Regions from separate parts of the Homo sapiens genome. Here region 1 is linked to region 2. The links are chromatin loops, found by intact Hi-C in ENCODE. Cell type or tissue: prostate gland. All regions are shown on one strand. Links, peaks and the distances in the headings refer to the core of each region. The heading gives the core; the rest is flanking DNA. Region 1 has its middle 360 kb from the start of LINC01753. Region 2 has its middle 290 kb from the start of LINC01753.

Region 1 (8,337 bases), core at 166-8,165, 65 kb after region 2:
CAGTACAGAGGTTCCTCAAAAAAACAAAAATAGAGCTACCATATGATCCAGCAATTTTACTTCTCGGTATATACCCAAAAGAATTGAAAGTGGCATCTCCCAGAGATATTTGCACATCCATGTTCATTGCAGCATTATTCACAAATAGCCAAAAGGTGACAGCAACCCAAATGTCCATCAACAGATGAATGGATAAAGAAAATGTAGAATATACATACAATTGAATATTACTCATCCTTAAAAAGGAATGAAATTCTGACATGCTACAACACAGGTGAACTTTAAGGATATTACACTAAGGAAAATAAATCAGTCACAAAAAGATTAATACTGTGTGGTTTCACTTATATGAGATAGCTAGGGTAGACAAAATCATAGCGATACAAAGTAGAACGGCAGTTACCAGGGGGTGGGGGAGACAGGAATGGGAGTTGTTAATGGGTACAGAATTTGAGTTTTGCGAGATAGAAAGTTCTAGAAATCTGTTACACAATTATGTGAATAGAGTTAGCACTACTGAACTGTAGGCCTAAAACTTGATAGGAGGGTTAGCTTATTATGTGGGTTTTGTTTTCATCACAATTTAAAAGGGAGAAGAAGGAGAAGGAGAGGGAGAAGAAGCAGCAGCTGCAGCAAGGTCATCTGGCCCCCCGCCCAGCATTCCACCTTCCATGGCACACCACCTCTCTAAGCCTGCAGCATCCACATCAGTCATTTGCAGGAGGACAAAGGACAGACTGGTCAGTCAACAAAAGCACTGCCCATCCAGATCAAGAAAGGGGGCATTCGTTGAGCATCTACTGGGGCCTCAGACTATCCCTGATCACACATGACCTTATCAGCCACCCCGGTGGAACAGTCCTCATTTCTCCACCTCCTAAATAAGAAACTGAAGCTCAGAGGGGTGAAGGGGACTGTTTTGAGTCACTTGGCTGCTGGAAGTTCGAGCTGGGATCTTCTTCCCCCACCCCAGTTGCCTGTTTGATGACTGCTTAAACTTTGTGAAATCATTTGGCTTGACAGAATGCTTAAGAGCTTTTCAAAGTGGTAACTGGAACTCACTCTGCCACACGTATTTGTGTATTTGTCTGTTTTTCTTCTCTTTTCTTTCTCTTTTTCTGGAAGGAAAAAGCAATCATCTAGTGAAAAATATTTTCCTTAGAGATCACTTAAGGTATTTGGCAATTTGGATTGCCAAATATCACAAAAGAGACTAAGAAGTAAGACATGGGACTGAGGGCAAAAAGAAAACATTCAACAAGTCCGAAAAGGCCAAGGAAATGCTTCAGGCTCACTTCCCTTGCCACCGCCCCAGACGTCCACACCGCCTTTTGAGTTGGCAAACCCTTGGGAGGCTGAGTCAGGGTGGCCTGGGCCACCTCTTGCCAATCTTGGGAACCCTCTAGAATCCTGTTTGAAAGCAAACCAACTGCTCCCACCCCCCAAGTCTTGGTGTGTTCGAATTTCTTTTCCCATGCCAAAATCTGATTTCCTGTTTCTAAGAAGAAAAGCTTTAAAATGTCCCTTAAAACAAAAAAAGACTCCTTAAGGGAGCTTAAACATCAAAGGACTCTTAAAAAGTAGGGTTTTGTTTGGTTAAGTATACGTAAATCAGAAAATTTTCAATTAAGTTTTCCTTTAAGGTGCTAAGGTTTCTTACTGGATTTGGGCAAAAGATTTGTGGACTAACCATATAGATTCTTGGGGGCTATAAGGAGCGTTAATCTGGTCCAATCTGCTTATTGCAGTGATAAGTGACTTACCTAAGGTCTCACAGCAAGCAAGTGTAAAAAATAGACCTAAGCCCAGGCTCTTAATGCCCAGTTTGGTGTGGTTTCCATGCATCTGCCTATTTCTCCTACAACAGAAAGTTACAAGATTTTTTTCAAAATCGAAGGTTGAAGTTCGAAACAGGCAGAAGGAAGCTATTAAGTGTGTAGGTTTTTTTTTAAGTTATGAGTTTGAAACAAGTAACTGTGACTACTAACCTTTTCCTGAGCACTTAGCATGTACATGTGTTGTTCATTTAATTGCCTCAATTCTATGAAGTATTTACTATGTTTTCTTCATTTTACAAAGGAAAAGGGAAAGTGAGGGAAGACAATGATTCAAATTCTTAGTTTAAGCTTTTACTCTATTTTCTGAGTGGCCAGAACATGCCAGGCTTTTTCTGATACCTGGTATCAACTCATCTTCAAAGCAACCCAGAGACATTGGTATTATTGTCTCCATTGCACAAATGAGAAAATCAGATCTTAAGAAAATCAATCTGCCCAAGTGCTCACCACCAGGAAGTAGCACAGTGAGGATTAGAACTTAAATCTGGCCCTCCATGCTTATTCTCTTTCTGTTACCCTCTTGACAGAGTCGTTGGGAGGGTCAAAGCAGATCATTTAAGTGAAAGCCTTCTGTAAAAACTGTAAAGAATTTAACAGATTTGAGGGATTATCATGCTTAAATCTAAGTTGTTCTTTTTTCCTAAATTTCCACTCTGGCTTGTAACAACAGGATCTAAGAGCCAGGCATGACAAGGGGCCCAGGTCTCTCAGCTGAAAAACATTTTCCAAATAAAAGATTTGATTGAGCACATGCTTGTTTTCCTTGGGTGGGTCCCAACCACCCAAATGTTTAATTGGGTTGGAAAGTTTTGATCCTGATGGCCATTGTTGGAGGCAAATGAGAAACGTGGAGCCTTGCTCTCTGACCCTGAAGGAAAGAAGAAAGCCCGAAAAAACAGAGCTATAATCCTGCTAGCAGTTATGCCATCCAAATAGCAGCATTATTAGACCAAATGCTGCTTCATTCATTGGCTTATTTGTTTATTTGGGGCTATCTTATGAGCATCTGCTGCAAGCCACACTCTGCTTTAGGCACAAGGAATACAGAGAGGAATGAGCTACAGTTGTTCCCTTGAGGACCTCATAGTCCTGAGGACTTCTGCAAACATTCCCCATGAACATTTCTCTACCCTTCCTGGTCATATTCTGTTCTTCCGTCTTTGCCCCACACAATTTATGCCAGTGTTATGGCTGGATAGTGTCCCTCCATAATTTGTATGTTGAAGACCTAACCCCCAGGACCTTAGAATGTGATTATATTGGAGATACATTCTTTAAAGAGGTTAATTAAGGGAGCTGGGCGTGGTGGCTCACGCCCGTAATCCCAGCACTTTGGGAGGCCGAGGTGGGCAGATCATCTGAGGTTGGGAGTTTGAGACCAGTCTGACCAACATGGAGAAACCATGTCTCTACTAAAAATACAAAATCAGCCTGGCGTGGTGGCGCATGCCTGTAATTCCAGCTACTTGGGAGGCTGAGACAGGAGAGTGGCATGAACCCAGGAGGCAGAGGTTGCAGTGAGCCAAGATTGCACCATTGCACTCCAGCCTGGGCAACAAGAGCAAAACTCCGTCTCAAAAAAAAATTAATAAATAAATAAAAGAGGTAATTAAGGTAAAATGAGGTCATTAGATGGGCTTTAATCCAATCTGGTGATTTTATAAGTGGAGATTAAGACACAGACACACACAGATGGAAGACTCTCTGAAGACACAGGGAGAAGACAGCCATCTACAAGCCAATAAGGGAGGCTTCAGAAGAAATAACCTTGCCTACACCTTGATCTTGGACTTCCAGCCCCCAGAATTATGAGAAAAGGAATTTCTGTTGTTTAAATCACCCAGTTTGTGGTTCTTTGTTACAGCAGCTCTAGAAAACTATTACAACCAGCCAAAGCATTGAGTCTGATCTGCTGAGTATGAGAGTTATGTCTGTGTTCATTGAATGAAAGGAAGAATGAATAAAACTATCATGGGCCAATCCTCAAGGTGTTTGCAGTCTTAAGGGGACCCTAGTGTTTTTTCTTATTCTGTGCTGTGTGCTGGAGGCACTGAGATGAAAGCTGTGGACCTTCTTCATGGAATGTGTATGCTAGCAGGGAAACCAAGCTTACAAGTATTTCATACATAATAATTTTCGAAGTACTATGATAGAGGAATGCAACACCTGAGAACCTGGAAGAATCCCCTAATCTAGTGAGGAGAAGAGAAGGTCAGGGAAGGCCTCTTGGAGAAGAAACCACCCAAGCTGTCATGAAGTACAAACAGCTGTTACCCAGCAGGTTGTGGAGACAAACCATTCCAGGTATGTGCCCAAGCCTGGAGGTACCCAGGCCAACCACAACAAGTCAGTGCAAGAGAAGGAACAGAGAGAGAGAGAAGGCTGGAGTGAGGCAGAGACCAGGTCATGGAGGCAGCGACCAACAGAGGCAACGGCTAGGTCATGGGGGGCCTGTGACAGGGTGAAGGCACTTGGGTTATAGAGTTAGAGAACTTAAGTTCTCTAACTGTAGCCAGCTAGAAGCTACATTTCCCAGCTTTGTTTGGAGCTAGATGTGGTCATGAGACTAAGTTCAGACCAGGGCGACACATGCAGAAGTGATGTGTGTGACTTTCAAGTCACTCCCAAAGACAGGCTCAGCTACTTGCTAATTTCCCAGCCTAATTATTTCTGCAGGCTGGAAAATAGAAACAACTGGAGTGGTCTCAGAAAGACACAATGCAGACAACAGACTGACCTACTAGCCTGGATTCCTAGCTGCCCTAAAAGGACAAGAGTCCTGCTCTCCCTGAACTATTGCCTCTGGACTATTACAGAAGAGAGGAATAAACACCTGCTTAAGTTAGGCCACTGAATACCTGGGTCCCTGTATTACCCCAGCTTCACTTGTACCCTAAGCATCATACAGCCTCATTTTGGAGATTGTGGACAATACACTAAATCCTCAATGTTATCAATAGGTTCTTAGGAACTGTGACTTGAAGCAAAACAGCAGGTCCTTGAATAATGTCTCACATTCACCTTTCTTTCCTTATAATCTTGATAAGAAAAATAATTGGTTTTTATACTTTGTTTCACAGTCACATGGAATCCTATGCAGCCACAAAAAGGATGAGTTCATGTCCTTTGTAGGGACATGGATGAAGCTGGAAACCATCATTCTCAGCAAACTATCACAAGAACAGAAAACCAAACACCACATGTTCTCTTATAAGTGGGATCTGAACAATGAGAACACATGGACATAGGGAAGGGAACATCACACACCAGGGCCTGTTTGGGAGTGGAGAGGCTAGGGGAGGGTTAACATTAGGAGAAATACCTAATGTAGGTGACAGGTTGATGGGTGCAGCAAACCACCATGGCACGTGCATACCTATGTAACAAAACTGCACGTTCTACACATGTACCCTAGAACTTATAATAAAAAAAGAGAGAGAAAAAAAAAGAAACTATGGATGACATTAGGTGAGGACTTACTATGCTACTTGACACATAGTGGGTCTGTGATTAGTCAATATACCTGATATAGTTTGGCTGTGTTCTCACCCAAATCTCATCTTGAACTGTAGCTCCCATAATCCCCACATGTTGTGAGAGAGGCCCAGTGGGAGGTAATTGAAACACGGGGACAGGTTTTGCCCTTGCTGTTCTTGTGATAATGATTAAGTCTCAAGAGATCTGATGATTTTATAAAGGGCAGTTCCACTATGCATGTTCTCTTGCCTGCCACCATGTAAGACGTACATTTGCTCCTCCTTCACCTTCCACCATGATTGTCAGGCCTCCCCAGCCATGTGGAACTCTGAGTCGATTAAACTTATTTTTCCTTATAAATTACCCAGTCTCAGGTATTTCTTAATAGCAGTATGAAAATGGACTAATAACATACCCACAGCTATCATTAGGATGAACTGATAGAATGTGGTGACTCACTAGATGTGGTGGCAAAAGAAAAAGAAAAGCTAATCAGACTCTGAAATTTCCAACTTGGGTGTCAGTGAGAATGATGGGACTCCTAATAGAAATGTGGGGAGGAAAGAGGAGGACAATTTGGGGAGAGAAAATAAAGGCAGGCTCTGGCCATGCTGAGTTTGAGTTGCTGGCAGGGCTCACAGAAAGAGATGCCAACAGGCAATTTGAAATTTGAGCTGTAGCTGAGGTCTGGAAACAAAGAATGGGGTGGGGGTGGGGGAATTGAAGCTGTGGAAATAATGAGGTTTCTAAGGGAGAAAGCTGCAGACGCAGATATTGGAAGGATAATGAGGAGACAAGTCTGGCTGGAGCAAAGGTTTCTAAGGGTGCAAAAGGGAGGGAGCACTGGGAAGGGGTTGAGCCCAGTGTGGCAGAACTTCAAGAGCCCTGTGGAGGAGGAGCTGAGACCTCAGTCTTCAGGCAAAGGGGGCCATGGTGGCTTTGAATGGGGAGGGCAATGATGAAGATCCTACCTGTTGTGCCAGAGCATCCCTGATGGGGCCAGAGGGATGCTCTTCCTCTGCCAGACAAGCAGCTACCACTTACAGCCATTTCACTGCAGTCTTAATAAACACATGTGAAGTACAGCAAACAACCTCAATGAACACGCTGCCTCTAGGTGGTGGGTTATGGGATTATAGGATTTTTTAATACAAAAAGTTAGATGAAAGTGAATTTTTTTAAAAAAAGGTCTGAGTGTGTACTATAAACTTGGTACATCAAAGCACTTTCAGCCTGAATATTTTGGAGAGATTTTTAAGGAGACAATGAAACCAAAGAATTAGCCAGAGTGACTCCATGGAATGGAAAGTCACATCTTGAAGGAGGAGGCAAGACAGGTGACCCCTGCTCAGCCTTTCCATCCTTTAGTCAACCAATATGTATTGAGGGTTGCCCCCACTCTGCCACTTTCAGGGGCCGTCATTCATACCACATGGAGGGTCAAGGCAAGAAGTAAACAAACGTGTCAGGAGTTGTTGAGTGCTGGGGTGAAAAATAAAACTGGGTGAGGGATAAACAGAAGACACAGCCACCCCACCTCAGGGAAGTTCCCTCCAAGGTGATCTTAGAGCCCAGACAGAAGGCAGTGAGGGTGCCACACAGCTCTCAGGGATGGAATGTTCCAGGCCAAAAAGAAGCAGCAAACACAAAAGTCCTGAGGTGGGAGAGGGCATGACACGTTTGCGGAATGCCAGAAGAGGTCAAGGCTGGCATCAGGGTGAGGCAAGTGAAGGGCCTAGGGTGAAAATTTAAGGAAGCCTTCTTCTCAAGTTCCTGTAATTGCCCAGGCAGATGGCTTCCTTTCTTGCTTCACCTCAGTCCAAGCCCTGGTGGCAGTAACTGAGTCTGGGACGGGAAGAGTGGCAGCAGGGCTCAGCGGCCACAGGACTCAGACAACGGGAGCAGCAGAGAACACAAAGCCTCAGATGGCTCACTGCTCTGTCTCCCTAAGAAACTCAATATGAAGGTCCAAGAAATCCTATATGCCTGGAGAGTTATCCTAAGGGTGAGAGGAGAGTTTGGACCCACTTCTTAGTTGACTGAAGGATCTTCACTAAGAAGCAGGAAACGAGTTGTCTCCCAACATGACAAGGCTGTGCTACCTCAGGTACACATCCTTCCTACTCTGGACCCACATTTCCTTTGCTGTACCATGGAAGGATTGGATTCAATGAACCCAAGGTCCTCCCACCAGGAACCAGGTCCAAAATTTTATGATTCTATGAGCTCACAATAAACCTTTTTTTCTAAAGGAGCCTGGGGGTGCAGGGAAGGAAAAGAAAAGGAAGAGGCTCAAAGGCCTTCCCATCAAAAGCTCAAAGAAGACAAACGTTTTGTTCTTCCTCCCCATGTATTTCTAAGACACCCAGAGCTAGTTTCAAATAACCTGCTGGCCCAAACTTAGATTCTGGAATCAATCTCCCTTCATGGGAAGAAAGAGTTTCGCTAAGTTTGTGATGACCCAGGTGTCACCAACAGGCTCAAAATCTGCCATCCTGGCGAATGTTCGCATGCTGAGGCCTCCACTGACCAGAACCACAGTGGACGCCTGTGGAAGTGACCACTTCAAGAATCAGCTAATAAGTAGGAATGTTCTGTTTTGAACAAAGAGGTCCACTTGCAGCCAAGTTTTCCATTCATGAGCCTATCTGACACAGGTATAACTGCCCCTTTCCCTTTTTCCCTTAGGCTTTTCACAAGCTAGTTTCATTCCTTCTAGATTTCCAATAACTGCCCAGGGTTTAGAGTTTCTGAAGAGTTTCATATGTTGACATCCAACTTGACTTCTGCACCCAGGATCTGAGGCAAGAATTATTGTCATTCCCATTTTACAAATGAGGAAACTGAGGCTTTCAGAGAGAAAAGCTTGGAATAATCTCCCAAGTAGGCATCAGACTTGAAAAACTGACAGTGTGGCCCTGTAAAATCAGTGCTATAAAAGCTCGTGATAACTGGAAATTAATGGTGAAAAATGCCCCTGCTTTTGCACCAGTGAATCAATTCTCACTTCCATGCCTTATGA
Region 2 (8,337 bases), core at 326-8,325:
ACTCCTATCTGTCCTTCAGATGTTAGCTGCAACAACACTTTTCTCCAGAATGTTTCTTCTGTCCTCCTCCAGCAAGCTTGCTTAGGTGCTTTCTTTGTACCCCCATAGCATTCTGTATATTACTCTACATTGATGTTACTAATTTCAATACACCATAGTATCTGTCTCCCCCACTACACTATGAATACTAGAAGGCAGAGACCAGGTCTGAATCATCTAGCACAGGCCTTAGCACAATTAAGGGGCCTTCATTCATTCATTCAACAGTTGTTTACAAGTCCCTTCTCTGAGTCAGGCAATGTTCTTCCGCAAAGAAAAATATATAGACCATGTCCACATGGAGCTTATAATATAAAAGAAGATACAATGAAAAAAAAACAAATAGCATGCATCACTTCTTAATATTATATCATATATCAATGAAAAAAGTCAAAGAGGCAAGGGGCTAGAGTGGAATGGATTCCTCAAGGAAGAAACATTGAAGCAGAGATCTGAATGAGGCAAAACTTTTCATTCCATATTCACCCAGCAGCATTTACTGAGAATCTAGTACCGTTCTTTCATTTGTTTTGTTTTGTTTTGATTTTTTTTCCCAATTTTCCAGGCTGGTGGTCCTTCTCTGGCCCTGAGGGCTTAGTAAGCCTGAGCCCATCAAGTAGTATAGGAATTTGGGGCCCTGGTCCCCATGGTGACTGGACCAATTGGGATCCCTTTTGCCTGATCCTGGGACACTCCCCCCACTTCATTCCCTCTGACAACCTCAGCAAACCTCTCCCGGGCACAGGGTGGTGGGAGTAATTTTAATTTGGAATCCGAGTTGCTGTTTAGATTTCAAACTAGTAAACTGCCAGTCTCCAGCCATTTGAAAACTTGGCTTCCTTTGACTCATAAAGTGTCCTTTATGCCTCAGAGGTGACGTAAAATATCATTCCATCTTTGTCCTGAAATACTCCCAACTGGTGCATGAAATGGGCCTTTATGGTACATCAAAGGCTCATAACTGTATCCTTTCCTGGGCCTTTGATATTTTAATATTTGGCCAATAAAATTATTATCCCTGAAATCCGCAGAGCACTTATTTATTTTGCTGGTTCTATCTTTGTTATTGCTTCAATGGCAGGACAGAGCTAAGGAAAAAGAAGGCGCCCAGCCTCCTGGCAGCCCCAGATTTGGACGTTCTCTAACTTTTATCTCCAAAAGCTAAGGAACTCAGTTTTTGAACTCTTTTGGCTGGAGTCTCCTAAGGGAAATGTCAGACAGCATCTCTCTTAACAAGTGCCTCTAATTTATGCTCCTCAGAAGGCAGCCAAGTTCCTTCCGTGGGCTTCCATGGGCTATCTGGATCTTGAGGAATTGGTTCTGAGTTTCAAAGAAGAGCCAAACCTTCATTACTGTCAGATACATGCTGCTCACATTCCGCTAAGAGCTACCAAATACCTATTACGTGTCTCTTGTTAAGTTAGTAATCTGTGAACCATCTGAAATCCCTTTTCCATTTATTTATTTATTTAAGAATTATTTATTGAGGCTCTGTGTTGCCTCGGACACTAGGCTAGACACCAGGTATACCTAGTCCTAAGACAGTCTGCTCACCCAAACCCTTTAGTCTAACTCCCCTCTCTCTCCTTCTCCTCATCTTAGTTTATTACTGAGTCCTATGGGTTCTGCCTCCTAAAAGATTCTCAGATTAATTCCTCTCTATCAATCCACATAACCACTGCCTTAGATTAGGATCTTGTCATCTCCCAGATGAAGTACTGCAACTGTGTGTTAACAGAATTCTTGGCTGCCAGTGTTACCCCTTATAATCCACTAGGAATCCAGCCATAGACATCAATCAAAAATTCAAATCTGACTTCATCTGTGTTCTGCATCCAACCTCTGAAACTCAAATGCCTTCAAAGTCCAGGCAAGGAATAAAAATGAGTGAAGTAGCAGCATGGAGTCAAGGCTGGGAAGACAATAGAAAGAACTGGAAAATGCATGCCCCACCTACATCAAGGCCCCATGTCAGTCAGGCAAAACACATCATTGGGCTAACTCCAGGAGGTCAGCCTCTGAGCTCTGGCTCAGGATGAAGTCCTACTCCTTAGCCTTTCACTCCAGCCCCATCATGTTTCATCCTGGCCCAAACTCTCTAGTCTCATTTCTCAGCCTGCTCATTCCCTACCCTTGCTTCTATTCTGTGCTGTACCTAGATTAAATTACTTACTTTAGTTTTCCAAAACTCATACATGTTCACACCTTCATGTATTTGCTTATGGTATTATATTCCCTAAAGTTACCCTGATTCCTCACCTAAAGAGTTTTGCTTCATCTTTCAAAACTAATTCTTGGCCGGTTATAATGGCACATGCCTATAATCCCAGCATTTTGAGAGGTCAAAGCAGGTGGATTACTTGAGGCCAGGAGTTTGAGACCAGCCTGGACAACATAGCAAGACCCTGTCTCTACAAAAATATAAATTGAAAATTAGCCAGGCATGGTGGCACATGCCTATAGTCCCAGTTACATGTGAGGCTGAGGTGGGAGGATCACTTGAGCCCAGGAATTTGAGACTGCAGTGAGATGTGATCCCACCACTGCACTCCAGCCTTGGGTGACAGAGTAAGACCCCATCTCTTCTGAAAGGTCCCTATGACCATCCAGAAAGAACTGATCATTCTCCCACTCCTGTCTTTGTTTTTTGCCTTGTGCAGTCTCCTATAACTGACTTCCTGTCACTTTGCATCTATTGATTAGTGAGTGGCATGGACAGGATAAACAGTGCATTCCCTGTGGCTAGTGCTTGCTGGGTGACACTGGCCAATCTTCGTTGCCCTGGTACCTTGTACTGAGAAGATACCACAGTAAAGTATGAAAACTGAGTTATCAAATTCAGTACTAGGTAATTTCACATACTTCTTATTTACACTTTACAAGAAGCAGTCTGAGAGATACATATCATTATCACACCCATTTTCTAAGTGAGGAAACTGAGGCTCAGAGAGAAGAAGCAGTAGCCTAAGTTTACATAGCAAATGAGTCATAGAGCAGGAGTTTGGCCCCAGGTCTTCTAACACAGAGACCAGCCCACTCCCAACAATGCAGCCCATCTGGCTCTCAAGTCAAATGCAAATATACCAGTGGAGAGTTCTAGAAGTACTGGTGGTGTCTTTCAAATAGACTAAATAGTGTTAAGATCAATGATGGCAGAAGAAGATTTAAAAGGTGAAAAAGAAAATGCACAAAAAGAGTCAGATACACAAGGCATATGGCTCTGCTTAATCATGCGCTTGCATGTTTTACAGACTATTACTTCATAAAGAACTCTGCACTCTTAGGCAGGTGTCCCGGGTTCTGGCCCCAGTGTTGCTTCTAGCTTGCTAGGTAATCTTGAGCAAGCCACTTCCCCATTTGGAGCCTTCAATTCTTCACCTTTAAATGTAGAGGCTAGACTTCATGGTAATTGAGGTCTATTCCTGCTGTGTGTCTCTCTAATTTCTTATCACCAACATCTGGAGAGGCGTCAGAAGTTACAGCACTCCTAGGTCCACCATTCCTGGTTCAGGCCCTGCTCCCCATCCCTCCTTCCTGCTCTACCTTTCTCTTTGGAGATCCTAGCACCTGGGATGCCAGTGAACAGATGGGGAGAGGAGCAGCAGTGAACGAGAATGACTCCAATTCCTCACATCAAGTAGGCAGGTTTCCAGGGTGAATAGACCATTCAAATGTATGGCCTCACACATGGGAGGTTCTCCTTTTTTAAAGAGCTTGCATTTCCTATCATCTTCGTTTGTATCTTTAAAATGTAAGACTGAAGAATTCACTAATATTAGATCAGGGAAAATGTCAACTCCTCTTAAATGTATTTGACTCCTACCCCTTCCTCCTTTAAAAAAATGAAGAAAAGTAAAAGATAATTAAATAAAAAAATTACTATTTATAAATAATTTACTGGTCTTTCAATAACCTGTGGGTTCCCCATTGTCCTGTTCCTCAAGTCAATACCCCATACTGGATGCCCGAACCTGGCAATGGAGATGCAGAAGGACACTATTATAGTAGATCAGGCCTCACCAACCCCAGCCTGAGCTATGACACTGGCAGAGGAAATACAGAGGAGGAGATTAATGTGAGAGGTAATTCAGAATCAGAATCCACAGGACTTAGTTAACAGTAGGACGTGGGAGGTGAGACCAAGAAGGAATAGCCTAGGATAACTCCATTCTGGTTTGGGTGGCGTGATAGATAGATAGATGATGGTGCTTTCTAACTGGAGAAGAGATATAGAAAAAGGGGTACTTTTGAGGAGCAAAGGTGATGAGTTCAGTTTGGGACATACTGAATTTGAGGTGAGACATCCAAATGTAGATGTTCAGTAAATAGTTGGACCCCATTTTGGTAGATAGTATTATTGCCAAGATATACGTTTTTCCCTCCTATAGGGCCCTCCCCTATTGGGCTTATCCCTGAGAAGAATTATAATTCCCACTCATTGACATTGGACTTGTCCATATGCTTGATTTGACCAACAAAAGTGAAAGAAAATGACAGATGTCATTTGCCAGTAAAAAACTGTCATCACCAAATCATGATTCTGCCATTTTTCCCCTCTGCCATGAGACTGGCATGTCTCAGAGAGGAGCTGCCCTCTCAGCTGTGATCCAGGAAAAATGAAGATCTGGAGTAGAGCCACAGCCAACCTAAGAGAGCAAGAAAGGCATCCTTGTTGTTGTAAGTTATCAACATTCGAGGGTTAGTTGTTACTGCAGCCAAACTGAGCCTAAAGTGATATACTCACCCTCTCCTGTTATGGAAGAAGAAACTAAGGCCCAGAGTAGAAAAAGAAATTGTCTCATCTTTAGAATCTTAATAAAGTATAATTTTTCTCATATCCACAAAGAAGTTCTCATGTCAACAGTTTTTGCATTCCTTGAAATTAATATGTTAGAATTGAATACCTCAGTAGCCTGGCCCAGTTTCCTTTTTTCAAAATAAGTAAAACATTATTTTCTTTTCCTCTGCAGAGATTTCATCTGTAGAATTTTTTTCTCAGTTCAAAGGTTCCTGTCTGGCATCAAAGCCCATTAACATGAGATTTCTTTCCCACCAATTTCCCTCCCAACTTCACAATACTGACTTTATACACAAAAGTTTTACTTGGAGTGAAGGCCAGGTGTGGGAAATTTAAAGACAAAAAGCCATTTAAAAATATCTGCAGAGTGGAAGAAAGAGCACAAGACCAGGAGTCAAAAGATTTGAGTTTTACTCCTACCTGAGTCACAACATCACTGTGAGACCTTGAATAGTTCACTTCACGGCTCTGGGCCTCAGTCCTCTTACATGCCATAGAGAATCATATGTGCCATGCCTATTTCTAAGGATTATTTGAAGATGAAATGAATCTATTTGGAAGTGTTCTTCGAACAACTGAGAGCTGAAAGCATAGATGTGTGTCTGTGGAGGTGTAGGACTCCAAGGATTAAGTATTGCATTGCCAAGCAACCTGAGACAAGCAGCATCTTGGCACAGAGTAAAATCGCAGCTGCCTGCTGAAAGCTTGTGCATCCTGCCAGACCACGAAGCAGAAGTTTGGATGGAGGAAAAAGATTTTTAAAGTACTTGCAGCATTTGAGTTTCCCAAAGAGTAGGATTTCTGGCCCAAGTTTCAAGGGGGCAAAGTTCTTGGAGTCTATTTGTAGAGTGGAGGAAAGAGCACAGGACCAGGAGTTAAAAGACTTGAGTTTTACTCCCACTTGAGCTGCAGAACAACATATTACAGATCTCATCAGACCTTTACAACCATCCAGTTGTAGCCTGTTGTTTTTCATGTTCTTCCTATGAGGACCTGAGTCTCAGAGAGGGGAAGACATGTAAAATGAAGCCCCCAGGATCACTTTGGAGGAAGGGAGGGACATCATGGAGGTACCCTTTAAAAGTTGTAGGGTGGGATGGATGGGGTGACGTGAAGGCAGGGAGGCTGGGTGATGGGAGACTGCCCCATCCAGAGGAAAGCAGCTGGAGCCTGGGCCACACAGAACATTCCAGCTCTGGGAGTAAACTGGGAATTTGTAAATATAGGTCATTTGCCCAAGGTCCTGTGACAAATGAGTAGAGAAACAGGCCTAGAACCCAGATCTTCGGCTCTGAACATGGTTTTCTTTCCTTTATTTCATATTACTGCCTTAGTATAAAATGTTCCTCATAAGATAACTGAAAATTTGCAGGTAACAAAGTCTTGAATCTTGAAGACAATTTTTAAAAAGTAGGGCACATAGATAAATGGAATCAGAAAACAAACCATGTAAAACAGCTTGCACGCCATCTAACAGATCTATCAGGGCCAGACTTGCACCTGCCATCTTTCCTCTTTCCCTTTTCCTCATGGCTCTCTGCAAAAGACACACTGAGTATGTATGGAGAGTGTTTAGGAATTAAATTAGTGAGAAAGGTGTGTGTGTGTGTGTGTGTGTGTGTGCGTGTGTGCGTGTGCGTGTGTGTGCGTGTGTGCATGCGTGTGTGTGTGTGTGTACTTTTTTAAAAAAAGAATATGAAAACAAACCTTTTTATGCATTTAAGGTTATTCATTTAGGATAGCATCAGAAATATTTTCTGAAAAAGCTCAGAAAAAAAAGAAAACAACAACAACAAAAGAAAACAGGCTCTGTCACAACTATTTAACTCTGCCATTAGTAGGCAAAGCAGCCACAGGCAATACTTAAACAAATTGGGGTGCCTGTGTTTCAACAAAACTTTATTTACAAAACAAGAGATGGGCTGGATTTGGCTCACATGCTATGGTTTGCAGATTCCTGCTTTAAGATAAGGTTGTTCATAATTAGAACACATGGACACAGGAAGGGGAACATCACACACCGGGGACTGTGTGTGGGGAGGGATAGCATTAGGAGATATATCTAATGCTAAATGACGAGTTAATGGGTGCAGCACACCAACATGGCACATGTATACATATGGAACAAACCTGCACGTTGTGCACATGTACCCTAAAACTTAAAGTATAATAATAATAAAATTTAAAAAAAAAGATAAGGTTGTTCATTAATGCACTATCCATAAGAAGGAAACATTGGCACCAATGCTAGGGAAATAAACAGCATTCAATAATCATGCCAGCACAGTAGGTAACATTTTAAAAGCTATAATATGGCCATCTTATAAAATAATGTAGAGCCATTGAAACAAAGGTTATGGAGTATATAGAGCTGCATTGAGCGTTTACTACCTACCAGCACCGTTCTAAGCATTTAATATGAAATAACTTATTTAATCCTCCCAACTACATCTATGAGGTAGGTGCTGTTATTTAGTCTTATTTTTAAAAATGCTTTTCTATGCTTGCATAGCTCCTGTAATGTGTACACAGCTGGAGGGGGAAGACAGGGAGAGGCTTGCAGTCCTCAGCATGCTCACGGGCTAGGATGCCCAACTAACTCCAAATCTTTGCCTCTTGAATGGTTCCCTCGTGGACTCCTGTCCCCTTAGAAAAAACTCCTTAATGAAAATGCTATCTCCAAATTCTAATAATTTCCAAAAGCTGAAGGATTCATAGCTTTCCAAAGCTAAGTTGCCATTTTTACTGTTTCTGTTTGACTAGAAAAACATGTGAAGCCTGAACTGCTCTCTAATTGAGTAGACTTCCCAGAGAAAGACTGGATGTGGCACATGAGCATTTATTCTTAGTCTGTCTCCATTTTTCATCATCAATAGCCTCTCTGCATTGCCGAGAAGGAGAATACAGTCATTAAGACCATGTTCTATTCTGACACTAGCACTGTCTGGATGGGTGACTTTGAGTCTCTCATTCAGCCTCTGTGGGTGTTGGTTTTTCTATGTGTTAAATAAGCACATGAAAATAGATAATATTCAAACTATTTTTGGCTCTAAAATTTTGGTCTATGTTCAAAAAAAAAGTGGGAGAGGGAGAACTAAAATGTGAGAGAATGAGACTCATCTAGGCTCTGTCACCCTCTTATTCTACAACCTTAACCAAGTCCTGGGCCTCAGTTTTCCCAAAGGTTAAAAAAAAAAGAAATCATTGCTAACTCTTAAATTTACTGTGCACCAGACACTAATCTAAGCCTTTTAGTTCCTATAGCCCTACAAGTTAGACATACTATCATTATATTAATATATATTTATAGAGAGGAAACTGAGAGGTACAGAGAGGTTAAGAACATGTTCAAAAGCCACACAGCTGGAAAGAATTGGAACTGGACTTCAAGCCAGGCCATTTGACCCCAGAGTCCGTACACTTAGGCATGACATTAGAATGTCTCCAAAAGGGTTGAATTAGATGATCTCTAAGGACCCTTCTGGCTTAAACATTCTATA

What was found. Peaks named below come from ENCODE experiments on the same cell type or tissue, not always from the same donor. Only the 100,000 strongest peaks of a DNase experiment are listed, where the experiment ranks them.
Region 1: a loop joins it to region 2, with 3 times the contacts of the local background. A loop is called at or near these places in 2 of 110 quality-filtered maps.

Annotation. Positions count from the first base shown.
Region 1 is chr1:55,582,784-55,591,120 of GRCh38, reverse strand. No RefSeq gene overlaps it. Among named protein-coding and RNA genes, the nearest start is that of LINC01753, 360 kb to the left of the region's middle. In prostate gland, for the core only: no CTCF peak of the experiment used is centred there; no DNase peak of the experiment used is centred there; H3K27ac peaks cover 5,074 bases.
Region 2 is chr1:55,647,829-55,656,165 of GRCh38, reverse strand. No RefSeq gene overlaps it. Among named protein-coding and RNA genes, the nearest start is that of LINC01753, 290 kb to the left of the region's middle. In prostate gland, for the core only: no CTCF peak of the experiment used is centred there; no DNase peak of the experiment used is centred there; H3K27ac peaks cover 1,643 bases.